Linked DNA regions of Homo sapiens: region 1 is linked to region 2. The links are chromatin loops, found by intact Hi-C in ENCODE. Cell type or tissue: dorsolateral prefrontal cortex. All regions are shown on one strand. Links, peaks and the distances in the headings refer to the core of each region. The heading gives the core; the rest is flanking DNA.

Region 1 (5,384 bases), core at 161-5,160, 44 kb after region 2:
TCTTCACAAAAAGTAAAAAAATTAACCAGGTGTGGTGGCATGCGCCTGTGGTCCACACTAATCAGGAGGCTGAGGCGGGAGGATCACTTGAGCTCAGGAGTTTGAGGTCACAGTGAGCCACGATTGCGCCACTGCACTCGAGCCTGAGTGACAGAGTGAGACCTTATCTCAAAAATCATAAAACATAACATAACATATAAAAATAAAATAGAAATAATGCTTTTCCGGCTATGTGGATATCCCTTAATCTAGTCAAATTAACATTTAAAATTAATCTTCACAAATCTACCCCTTGTCAATTTAGCACCCATATGCATTTCCTTAAACCATCCCTTCTCCAGAAGAGGAGGTAAAGTCCTTGAGTAATGTTTACTCTTCTCCTATATCCATTTATGTATGTATGTTTGTACGTATGTTTCTAGAAACAGAGACTCACTGTGTTGCCCGTGCTGGTCTTGAACTCCTGGGCTCAAGAGATCTTCCTGTCTCAGGCTCCTATAGTGCTGGGATTACAGGCATGAGCCATTGAGCCCAGCCAATATCCCATAATTTAAATGATATTATGTAAAATTAGCAATACTTAAATATTGATATAAAGTCAAAATTTTTTTTTCTTAATAGAGATAGGGGTCTCTCTAGGTTGCCCAGGCTGGTTTCAAACTCCTGACCTCAAGCTATTCTCCTGCCTCAATCTGCCAAAGTGTTAGGATTACAGACGTGAGCCAAGGCACCTGGCTCAATATATCTTATAGTTACATGATGAGGGAATGAGAGAGGAAAGAAAACAGATATATCATTTGCTTGATATATTTATATATACACACAAACATGTTCTTTTTTTTTTTTTTTTTTTGACACAAGGACTCACACTGACGCCCAGGCTGGTGTGCAGTGGTGTGATCTCAGCTCACTGCAGTCTTGACTTCCCGGGCTTAGTACAGACTGTGTCTCACTATGTTGTGTTATACACAACAACATGGAGAAATCTTGGAAACACTATGTTGGATGTAAGTCCCGGATGACCACGTGTAGTACAATACTATTTTTGCAGAGCACTAATACTACTAGCAAGATTAAGCACAATCTTGTTAAGCATACTTATATATGTGATAAAGTAGTTTCTTGTGAAACTAAACATGTGCTTACCATACAACTCAGCAATTGTACTCTTAGGCATTCATCCTAGAGAAATTAAAACTCATTCACACAAAACTTGTATGTAAATGTTTATAGCAGCTCTATTCATAATAGTCAGAAACCGGAAACAAGTTAAATGCCTCCAAAAGGTGAAAGGATAAACAAATTATAGTGCATCCACACTGTGGTATTAACTACTCAGCAATAAAAAGACATGGTCTATTGAGGCACACAACTTGGATGGATCTTGAGAGACTTGTGCTGAGTGAAGAAAGCCAATCTCTAAAGTCTACATATCATACAATTCCATTAATGTAGCATTCTTTTTATTTTCTGTTTTTTGTTTTTTGTTTTTTGTGTTTTTTTTTTTTTGAGACAGGGTTTCGCTCTGTCGTATAGGCTGGAGTGCAGCGGAGTGATCTCAGCTCACTGCAGCCTGGACTTCCTGGGCTCAAGTGATCCTCCCACCTCAGGCTCCCAAGTGTCTGGGACTGCAGATACACACCACCATGCCCAGCTAATTTTTGTATTTTTTGTAGAGACAGGGTCTTGCCATGTTGCCCAGGGTTTTCTCAAACTCCTGGGCTCAAGTGATCTGCCTGCCTTGGCCTGTCAAAGTGCTGGGATTACAAGCATGAGCCACAGTGCCTGGCCTAATGTAGCATTCTTGAAACAGCAAAACAACAGAGATGGAGGGTAAATTAGTTGGTGGTGCCAATTTTTACAAAGGGGAGAGAGAGGGAGATGGCGGTGGCTATAAAAGGGTGGTGGAAGAGATCCCTATGATGGACTCTTTCTGTGTTGAATCAGAGTGGTGTTCACAGGAAAAATTGCACAGAACAAATATAAATACACACAAAGTACATGGTGAAATCTAAGTAAAGTTGATTATTTTATTAATTTTAATTATTAATTATTATTTAATTATATATTTATATTTTAAATAAATTTTGATATAAAATATATTTAACTATAATTATTTAAATATATCAACATTTAGTATAGTATAAATATTACTTGAAAAAATCAAGATTATTTTATTAATTTTATTAATGTTAATTTTCTCATTGTAATATATTTGTATATTCATATGCTTTATAACTAGCATATGTCTAACATATAATGTTTGTATTCCAAATGATGTATCTTAAAGGTGGGCTGCACACACACACACACACACACACACACACACACACAGAGAAACAATGTAAATTCCACTACTGAAATATAATCATGAGAGAGAGAGATCTACTCTGTCAATTAAAGATATTATTTCTGGTGGCTTTCACACAGGAATGCACACTGGGGACAAAAATAAGAACTCACCAACATTTCTGTGTGTGTGGAAATTTAGTCTGTGATGAAACGTGGAGTTTGAAATCAATGGAGTGAGGAAAGTACTGTGTAGTATATGGCATTGGAAACATAGACAATTTGGGCAGAAAAGTCAAATCCTTATTTCACATCATAAACTAAAATACAACCTAGGGGGTTTATTATTAAAACATTTTAACAAGGGGAAGTACCAGAGAAGTACGTGTTATATTTGTGTTAGAGGGGGAAGAATTTTCTAAACAAGGACAAAACCCAGAAGCCACAAACAGCAAAATGAACGACATAAAAACTTCCGATTTCTGTAGCATGAAAGCCTAACATATTATCATATTAAAGGTAAACAACATTTTAAAATTCTTTTTGCTTTTATTTCTTTTTTTTTTTTTTTTTTTTGAGGCAGGATCCTGCTCTGTTGCCCAGGCCAGGGTGCGGTGGTATAATCTCAGCTCACGGCAGCCTCAGCCTCCTGGGTTCAACTGAAAAGGATAGGTGTGGTCACGTGTTAGGCCCCATTTGTGGGATATGAACAAAGTGTGTAGAATACACTCCTATATTTTTCACTAGGGCTGCTGTACAAAGCACCACCAACTAGATGGCATGAACAGAAATGAGGTGTCTCACAGGTCTGGAGGCCGAAAGTCTGAAATCCAGGTGCCAGCAGAGTTGGCCGGTTCTGAGGACCGGGAGGGAGACTCTGTTCTCGGTCTCTCCCCTGGCTTCTGCGGTTTGCTGCTCATCTTTGGCATTTCTTGTCTTGCAGAGACATCACTGCAATAGCTTCTCCTATGGTCACATGACATTCTCTCTCTGTGTGTGTGTGTGTGCGTGTGTGTGTCCACGTTCCCCCTTTTTGTAAGGACACCAGTCACATTGGATTAGGGCCCACCTGCTCCAGCATGACCTCATTGTAACTTAATGAATTACATCTGCAACAGCCCTATTTCCAAATAAAGTCACATTCTAAGATACTTGGGGTTAGGACTTCAACATATAAATTTGAGAAGGACATAGATGAATCCATAGTAATCCCTAAGAAGCAAGACTGATTAAGTCATTCATTGAGTCACTGTTGCTATGACCAGCTACAGGAGGATAGCAAGACAAGGAAGAAAAAAGGGACATTCAATTTTATCTTATAGAATAATCAAATCATATTTGGACCAATAATATATTATTAGATGTATAAGACAGATGGAGACAGAGAAAAAGGGCGATAGCAAGAGAGAGCAATTTGCTATTATATTTTACTGAAGAAGGAATTAAGAGAGGAAAGTGATTACTGCTGAGGAGAGAGAAGGTCCACTCTCCCGAAAAAGGCCTGAGTCCTCCAATGATTGTTCTAAAGCTCAACTCATTCATGAAAATAACTATTTCACAAACAGTACCACGAAGCACCCACTATGTGCCATGCTCTGTAGTAACAATCAGGAGTGCAAGGATGCAGAGTCAGTGCTACTTCAGGTGTGGTCTGCAGACGGCTCGTGCACTGCCTGTTAGGAAAGACACTCTCAGGGAAGGAAGCAAGGAAGCAGTGTGTTTGCTTTATGTTCTGAGAAGTTCCTTATCTTGTTGCAGACAAGCAACAAACAGTGGTGGATATGCTGCTTCAGTCGTGCTAAACAGGGCTGTGTCTCTGCCCTCTGGAGACATGTTGAGCGGAGGAGACACTTGTATTATGACAAAACATCACCCTCCCCAGCCACATTCAAGTGTTAAGTCTGAAATTTTTCCTTCACACCCTCTGTTGCTCCTCTAGGTGTCAAGGAGCCCATCTCCATTTTAGAAAGACAGAGATGCGTTCTGGGCCGTTGCCCGGGAAAGAATGTCTACCAGGACAGTTCTGAGAAGGCTCAGCATCATATCTAAACACAGGAAAGGAATTCCCTGTTGGAAAATTCAGGATGACAACTGTGGGTAGCAAGCCAAGGCAAAGGGCAGAACGTGGAGCAGCATTTGAGGCTCCAGCCAATTCCAGCCTGTCTGCAGGCACTGCCTGCCTCCACGGCTGTCAGGTGTCGCCCCCAGGAGCTACGTAGGGCGAAGCTAGGCAGGCTTTCAGTGCCAGCTGTGGTTTCCCCAACAGCTCACAGGCCAGAGGCCCCGCCCAGGCCACCTCCTCCAGTCCCCCTGCCGCGGGGTGGTCTTCGGTGGTCTCACTCTCCCTCCCACTGCATTTCCATCTCTGCTGTAATATACCACCTCAGCCCTTCCTTTTTGATTCCCAAGAGCAAATTTTGGAAATAAAGCAACCTGAAAACATGCTGTTGCTCATTTTATGCCTCCTATATCCGTTCTCTCCCAAATGACTAATAGAAAGCTCCAGTCACCAAGATCAACTTCTCTAAATCCTACCTCCTTCCGCTTGTAAACACCAAGTGCCCCTATGTGATACCATGGCACCAAGTGCCATGACAGAAACCTCTGCAGGGCTCTGGAAGTCAAAGAACTGTTAATACTACCCAGAGAGGGCTGGGTGCAGTGGCTCACGCCTGTAATGCCAGCACTTTGGGAGGCCGAGGCGGGTGGATCACTAGGTCAGGAGATCGAGACCATCCTGGCTAACATGGTGAAACCTCATCTCTACTAAAAATACAAAAAATTAGCCGGGCATGGTGGCGGGCGCCTGTAGTCCCAGCTACGAGGGAGGCTGAGACAGGATAATGGTGTGAACCTGGGAGGCGGAGCTTGCAGTGAGCCAAGATGGCGCCACTGCACTCCGGCCTGGGCGACAGAGCGAGACTCCATCTCAAAAAAGAAAAAAAAAAAAAAATCTACCTGGAGAGAGGTAGTCAAGAGGCCATCCTTGACTGGGTCGTGAAAGGAGAGTAGGAGCTTGTCACACAGAAACAAGAAGGAGGCGCAGCAGAGAGAGTGGTGGAAGCAAAGAATAAGATCACCAAGTATTTTCGCAA
Region 2 (5,384 bases), core at 178-5,177:
AATCCATCAGAAGGCCATAACAATTATAAGCAAAAATGAAGCTAACTGTAAGTTCCCAAAACAAATGAAGCAGAAAATGACAGAACTGAAGGATGAAATAGACAATTTAACAATAACAGAGAATCCAGTGCCCCACTTTCAACAATAAATAGAACTAGCAGAAATTAACAAGGAAATAGAAGACTTGAAAAATATTATAAATGAACTAGACCTGACAGACAACTGTAGAATACTCTGCCCAGCAACAGTAGAATAAACTTTCTTCTTAAGTGCACGTGGCGTGTCCTGTAGTACAGACCATAAGCTAAGCCATAGAACAAAACTCAGTAAGTTTAAAGGATCGATACCATACTAAGTAGGCTCTTGGAATGAACTTAGAAATGAAATCAATAACTGAAGCAAATTTGAGAAAGACATACATACGTGGACATTAAACAATCCACTCTTAAATAACCAATGGATCACAGGGGAAATCACACGGAAATTAGGAAATACTTTGAGATGAACGCAAACAAAAATCCAACACACCAAAACATACGGGATGCAGCTAAAGCAGGGCTTAGAGGGAAATTTAACATCCCGTATTTGTTATCATTTGTATTGCTTTATCCAGTCATAAGCATTTCCATGTAACCAGAAAGTATCTTAAAATATAATTTAATAAATACACAGTATTCCAGTAAGTGAACCATGATATCTAATTATTATATGGATTTGGCAGCACTCATGCTGTGTTTTACATGTGCTGTTGTAAAAACTGACTATCCTCGGGCACTGTGATCTTTGACTGCATCAAAGATTATCTTCCCAGGATAGATTTATAGAAATGGAATTGTTCACTCAAAAAGGTAGGCATTTCTATGGCTGGTGATTCCTGGCAACCTTATTAATAAAGCTTTGCTCCACATCATGCATAACGCTGGAACATGTGCGAGAAAGGAGGGGGTAACAGACACACAACTCCAGTCTGTTTGCAAGAACCAACGTGGAGTAAGGAGGCGGAAAGTCGATGCAAATTTTATTTCCTTCTTTCCCATTTTTCTGGTAATAACACAAGTGTATTAAAATAATGTGGTGAAAAGTGCCTCTTTACAGACAAATTTTCATAAAGCCTGGTCACATCTGTCTGGGAGAAAGGGGGAAGGTTCGTTCAAACCTCTCCATGGCTGGCTGGTGATGTCACCTGTGATGATGTCACCTCACAGCACCCAGATCAGTGACTTTCAGAGCTTTGCATCCATTTCCCCTGAACTTAGGCTAAGGAGGCAAGATCAGTTCCATTTTAAGGATGAATTAAAATGGGATACCCAGGAAAAATGTCTTAAATATGTGAATAAATGAGTATTGAGTGTTGATGTTATTTGTTCTTTCAAAAAAATTTTTTTTTCTTGAGCAGGAACCAAGCATGCCGCCACACAGAAAACAAAGCTCTTGCTCCCAAGAGTTAACATTCTAATGCGGAGGAGGGTGGGTAGAGAAACATCTAAATGCCCAAATCCATACGTGGGTCAGACTGTAGTAAGATAAACAGAGTAGGGACAGAGATGAGGCATTTAGGGAGGATCTCCCTGGGAGTGTGACACTGGGAAAGGTGCCTGAACTAGGCAGGAGCCAGGAGAGAGCTGGGGGAAGGGGCAGCAGCCCAGGGCTCTAAGGCACGGCTCGCTCTGGAGTCCCAAGAGGCCAAGGCGTAGTGGGATGGGAGGCGGAGAGTGAGGGTACGGGGGAGGGACACAGTGGGCCACCAGGTACAGGACCCTGTGGGTCAAGCAAAGACTTTGGATCTCACTCCCAGGGAAGGGAAGACAGTGAGGCTTCCAAGAAGAGGAGGGCCCCAGTCTGCTTTCTATTGTAAGGAATCACTTTGGCCATTGGGTGGAGGATGCTCAGGTGTGTGCTAGGGGCCGGGGTGGAGGCAGGAGGTGGTTAGGGTAAGCTAGGAGGCCTCGGTCACCATCTGGAGGGAGATGGAGGTGGTTCAGGCGGGGAGAAGTGCGGTGGGCAGCCAGGTCCAAGGCCTCAGCCAGCAGGAGCTGTGAATGGAGCCACGGAGAGGAGGAGGCCTGGTGATGTGCCGCTGCCAGCACAGGCACCTGGGGGTAAATGCAGGAGAGGGGGTGCAGCCATGCAGCGCTGGCCTTCCTGGGTCATCCCCACCTTCCCCTCATTCAGAATGGCCTCAGAGGCCAGGCTCCACTCTCCTAAGGGGTGCTCTGCAGAGCCACCTTGGGAAGTCACTGAAAGGGGTGGAAGTGTCCCTCTATTGTGCCCTGAAACTAGCGGCCAGCCTGTCCAAAACCACACAGTTCTGCTAGAGGGAGTGGCAAAGGTTAAAATTCCCACCACACTGCCCCTTTGCAACAGCATTTCTCAAGTGAGAAACTGACTTGGGCTTCTTTACACCTTCCTTCCTTTCCAAAGAAAACCACGCCACAAGTTCAAGAATTTGGAGATTCCTGAACAGGCTCTCAGGAGGAGACCCAGACCCTTTCTCTCCGGGGGGGTCCTGTGTCCCTGCACTGGCCACATGATCTCTTAACAGCCCAGTTCGCCACGGCCCCCTTCCGTCTTCCCTCACTGTGGCTCTGGGATCTTCAGTCCCAAACTCAGAGGTGACAACTTATTTCTGTCCCCCTGCATTGTCCCATGAGGTCATGACATTTTAAGATGGTCTATATTAAACCTGTTTCAAAAGAAACAAGTGGCTTTAGTAAACGTGCCACCTGATGAGGCTTTCAGCACTTACCTGCTCCTGGGAATCACTGTTTCAAACCTAAGGACTTCATTTCCTCAGACTTTGAAAGGAAGCCAGGAAAATGATTCACTGAACTATGTTCTCAGAGTGGGACGGCAATACTTCCCAGGCTTCAGAGCTTTGGCTGTGCCGGGCCTCCCTTCATCTGGCTGCTTCGCTACATGATTCAAAGCCAAAATTATATTTGGGGCAAATGATGAGTCTGCAATGAAATGCAAACAAAAGTCCCAGCCACTCACCCCACCTTCCCCACCATGCCCTGCCCGCTCCTCAGCAGACAGGCTGGACCCCGTGCATACCCAGCACCCTCCACAGTGTCTGGATGTCTAGGACCGCTGCCCATACCCTCTCCCACCTCATTCCAAAGCTGTGTGTGGCTCGGGGGCCTCGGGGGCTCCACCCCGTATGAGATTCTCTCCCCGCTGCAATTACACATTGTTGGGCAAGTCCTGGAACTGTAATGGGCTCTGTGTGTTTGTGCTACCTCAGAAAAATGCTGGACTCACCCATGTGGACAGTTAATCTCCTTGACAACATTTTCCTGGAGAATGCTGCGAGCAGGGAATTCCTAATAGGGGATGGAACTGCATTTAGTCATTCTCTAAAAATACATGTTCAGTGTGTCGAGATGTGAAAATGGCTTTTTGTGGAGTGTAAATGACTGCCACTGACTTAGCAATATCCTCATAATTCTTGGCAATCAATGACAGTCTTCACAGATTCAGCTAAATACCATATGGATCGATATTTTGTGTTTCCTGAGTTTCTATCTGTCCACAAACTCTGAGCTCACACGATGTGCAAAGCATGGTACCAAGGGGAACCTGCACCTATAGAGGCTCCTATGGGCAACACCTCACTGCCTGACCCAGGTGAGGGGATCTAGAAGATAGCATTGTCATATATTTCCAAAGAGCCACACAACCTTCTGAACCTCCTGCTGTTAATAACTCATTATTCATGAGCAAAATGGAATGCTTAAAATAAACAAGCAAACAAAAACCCTCCAGTGCCAGTAGGACAGTGCCAGTACGTGACTTTGGCGATTACACTGTGTTGAATGAATAGTGTCCCCCAAAATTCATGTCCATCTGGAACCTCTGAATGTCACTTTATTTGGAAATACGATCCTTGCAGATATAGTTAGTTAAGATAAGGTTATACTGGAGTATGGCGGGCCCTAACCCAATGACTGGTATCCTTATAAGCAGAGAAAACAGAGACACAGAGACTCATGACAGAGAAGACAGCCATGTGAAGACAGAGACAGAAATCAGATCAACGTGGCTGCAAGACAGGGGACGTAAGGACTGGCGGCCACCACAGACGCAGGAAGAGGCAAAGAAGGATTTTTCTCTAGAGCTTTCCACAGGAGCACGGCCCTGCCCACACGCTGGTCTCAGCCTTGAAGCCTCAGAACTGTAAGAGAATACACTTCTGTTGGTTTAAGCCACCTGGTGTATGGTAATCTGTTATAGAAGCCTCAGGAAACTCATTCAGCAATGGGTGGAAAATCTGAGTGCTACTCTCCTAGCAGACACAAGGCCTCATTTCAGCAAAGGCAGCTGCCTGTGAGTGTGCCGGGCAAGGCAAAGTCATCACAAAGATCTGTCATGTTCTGGACCATTGTCGCAGTCTAAAATTGGCATCTTTATATTTAAGGTTGTCAATGACCAGATTCCATTTTTTGTCTTATGCTTACAGGTCCTATGTAAATTCGTTTCCTTTTTTTTTTTTCAAACACATTTCCTTTTTTGAATACACTCTGCTTTCGTGCGCTATATGTGAAGCAGAAAAATAAAACAAAAACAGGCAACATCTAGCCTTCTGCCCAAAGAAAGGAAATGAAAAGAGTATGTTACTGGATACTAAACTACAGCTGGAGAGGAGGGATAAGTTGTGGCATTCCGCAGCACTGCAGGGGGACTATAGTTAACAGTAATTTAGTGTGTATTTTCCAATAGCTAGAAGAGAGGATTTTGAATGCTCCCAATAAAAAGAAATAAGTATTTGAGGTGATAGACATGCTGATTATCACAATTTGATCATTACAAACCGTATACATAGGCAATATCACTCTGTGCTCCACAAATGTGTATAATTGTTATGTGTCAATTACATTTTTTTAATCTATTTTATTCTTTTTTTTTTTTTTTTTTTGAGACAGAGTCTCACTCTGTTGCCCAGGTTGGAGTGCAGTGGTGTGATCTCGGCTCACTGCAACCTCCGCCTCCTGGCTTCAAGTGATTCTTGTGCCTCAGCCTCCCAAGTAGCTGGGATTAGAGGCGGACATTACCACAAGTGGGTGATTTTTGCATTTTTAGTAAAGACGGGTTTTCACCATGTTGGCTGGGCTGGTTTCGAACTGCTGGCCTCAGGCAATCCACCCACCTTGACCTCCCAAAGTGCTGGGATTACAGGTGTGAGCCACTGCGCCGGGCCCATATTTTTTTATTTTTATCTTTAATTGAAAGAATAAAAAGCATGAATGCCTGCTGGCCATTCTCCCCAAAAGACCTCACTGAAAAGCAACACTGAGGTCTCTAAACAGCCAGAGAAGTCCAGCCCCGCAGAGCCGAAGATGACTGGTCTGAGGCCTGCTCACCATGAATTTCTTGTGATAACCCTC

The links. Hi-C counts contacts between places; a loop is a spot of excess contacts. Peaks named below come from ENCODE experiments on the same cell type or tissue, not always from the same donor. Only the 100,000 strongest peaks of a DNase experiment are listed, where the experiment ranks them.
Region 1: a loop joins it to region 2, with 2.6 times the contacts of the local background. A loop is called at or near these places in 13 of 110 quality-filtered maps.

Annotation. Positions count from the first base shown.
Region 1 is chr15:25,872,480-25,877,863 of GRCh38, forward strand. It overlaps ATP10A-DT (ATP10A divergent transcript), which reads left to right. Exons shown (of 2, transcript NR_183988.1): 2 at 4,229-4,731. Among named protein-coding and RNA genes, the nearest start is that of ATP10A-DT, 9.9 kb to the left of the region's middle. In dorsolateral prefrontal cortex, for the core only: no CTCF peak of the experiment used is centred there; no DNase peak of the experiment used is centred there.
Region 2 is chr15:25,828,086-25,833,469 of GRCh38, forward strand. The region is part of intron 1 of ATP10A (ATPase phospholipid transporting 10A (putative)); the gene reads right to left. It overlaps LOC107984770 (a long non-coding RNA gene), which reads right to left and starts at 4,888. Exons shown (of 2, transcript XR_001751446.1): 1 at 3,262-4,888; 2 at 1,002-2,957. In dorsolateral prefrontal cortex, for the core only: no CTCF peak of the experiment used is centred there; a DNase peak (open chromatin) is centred at 2,897; H3K27ac peaks cover 2,396 bases.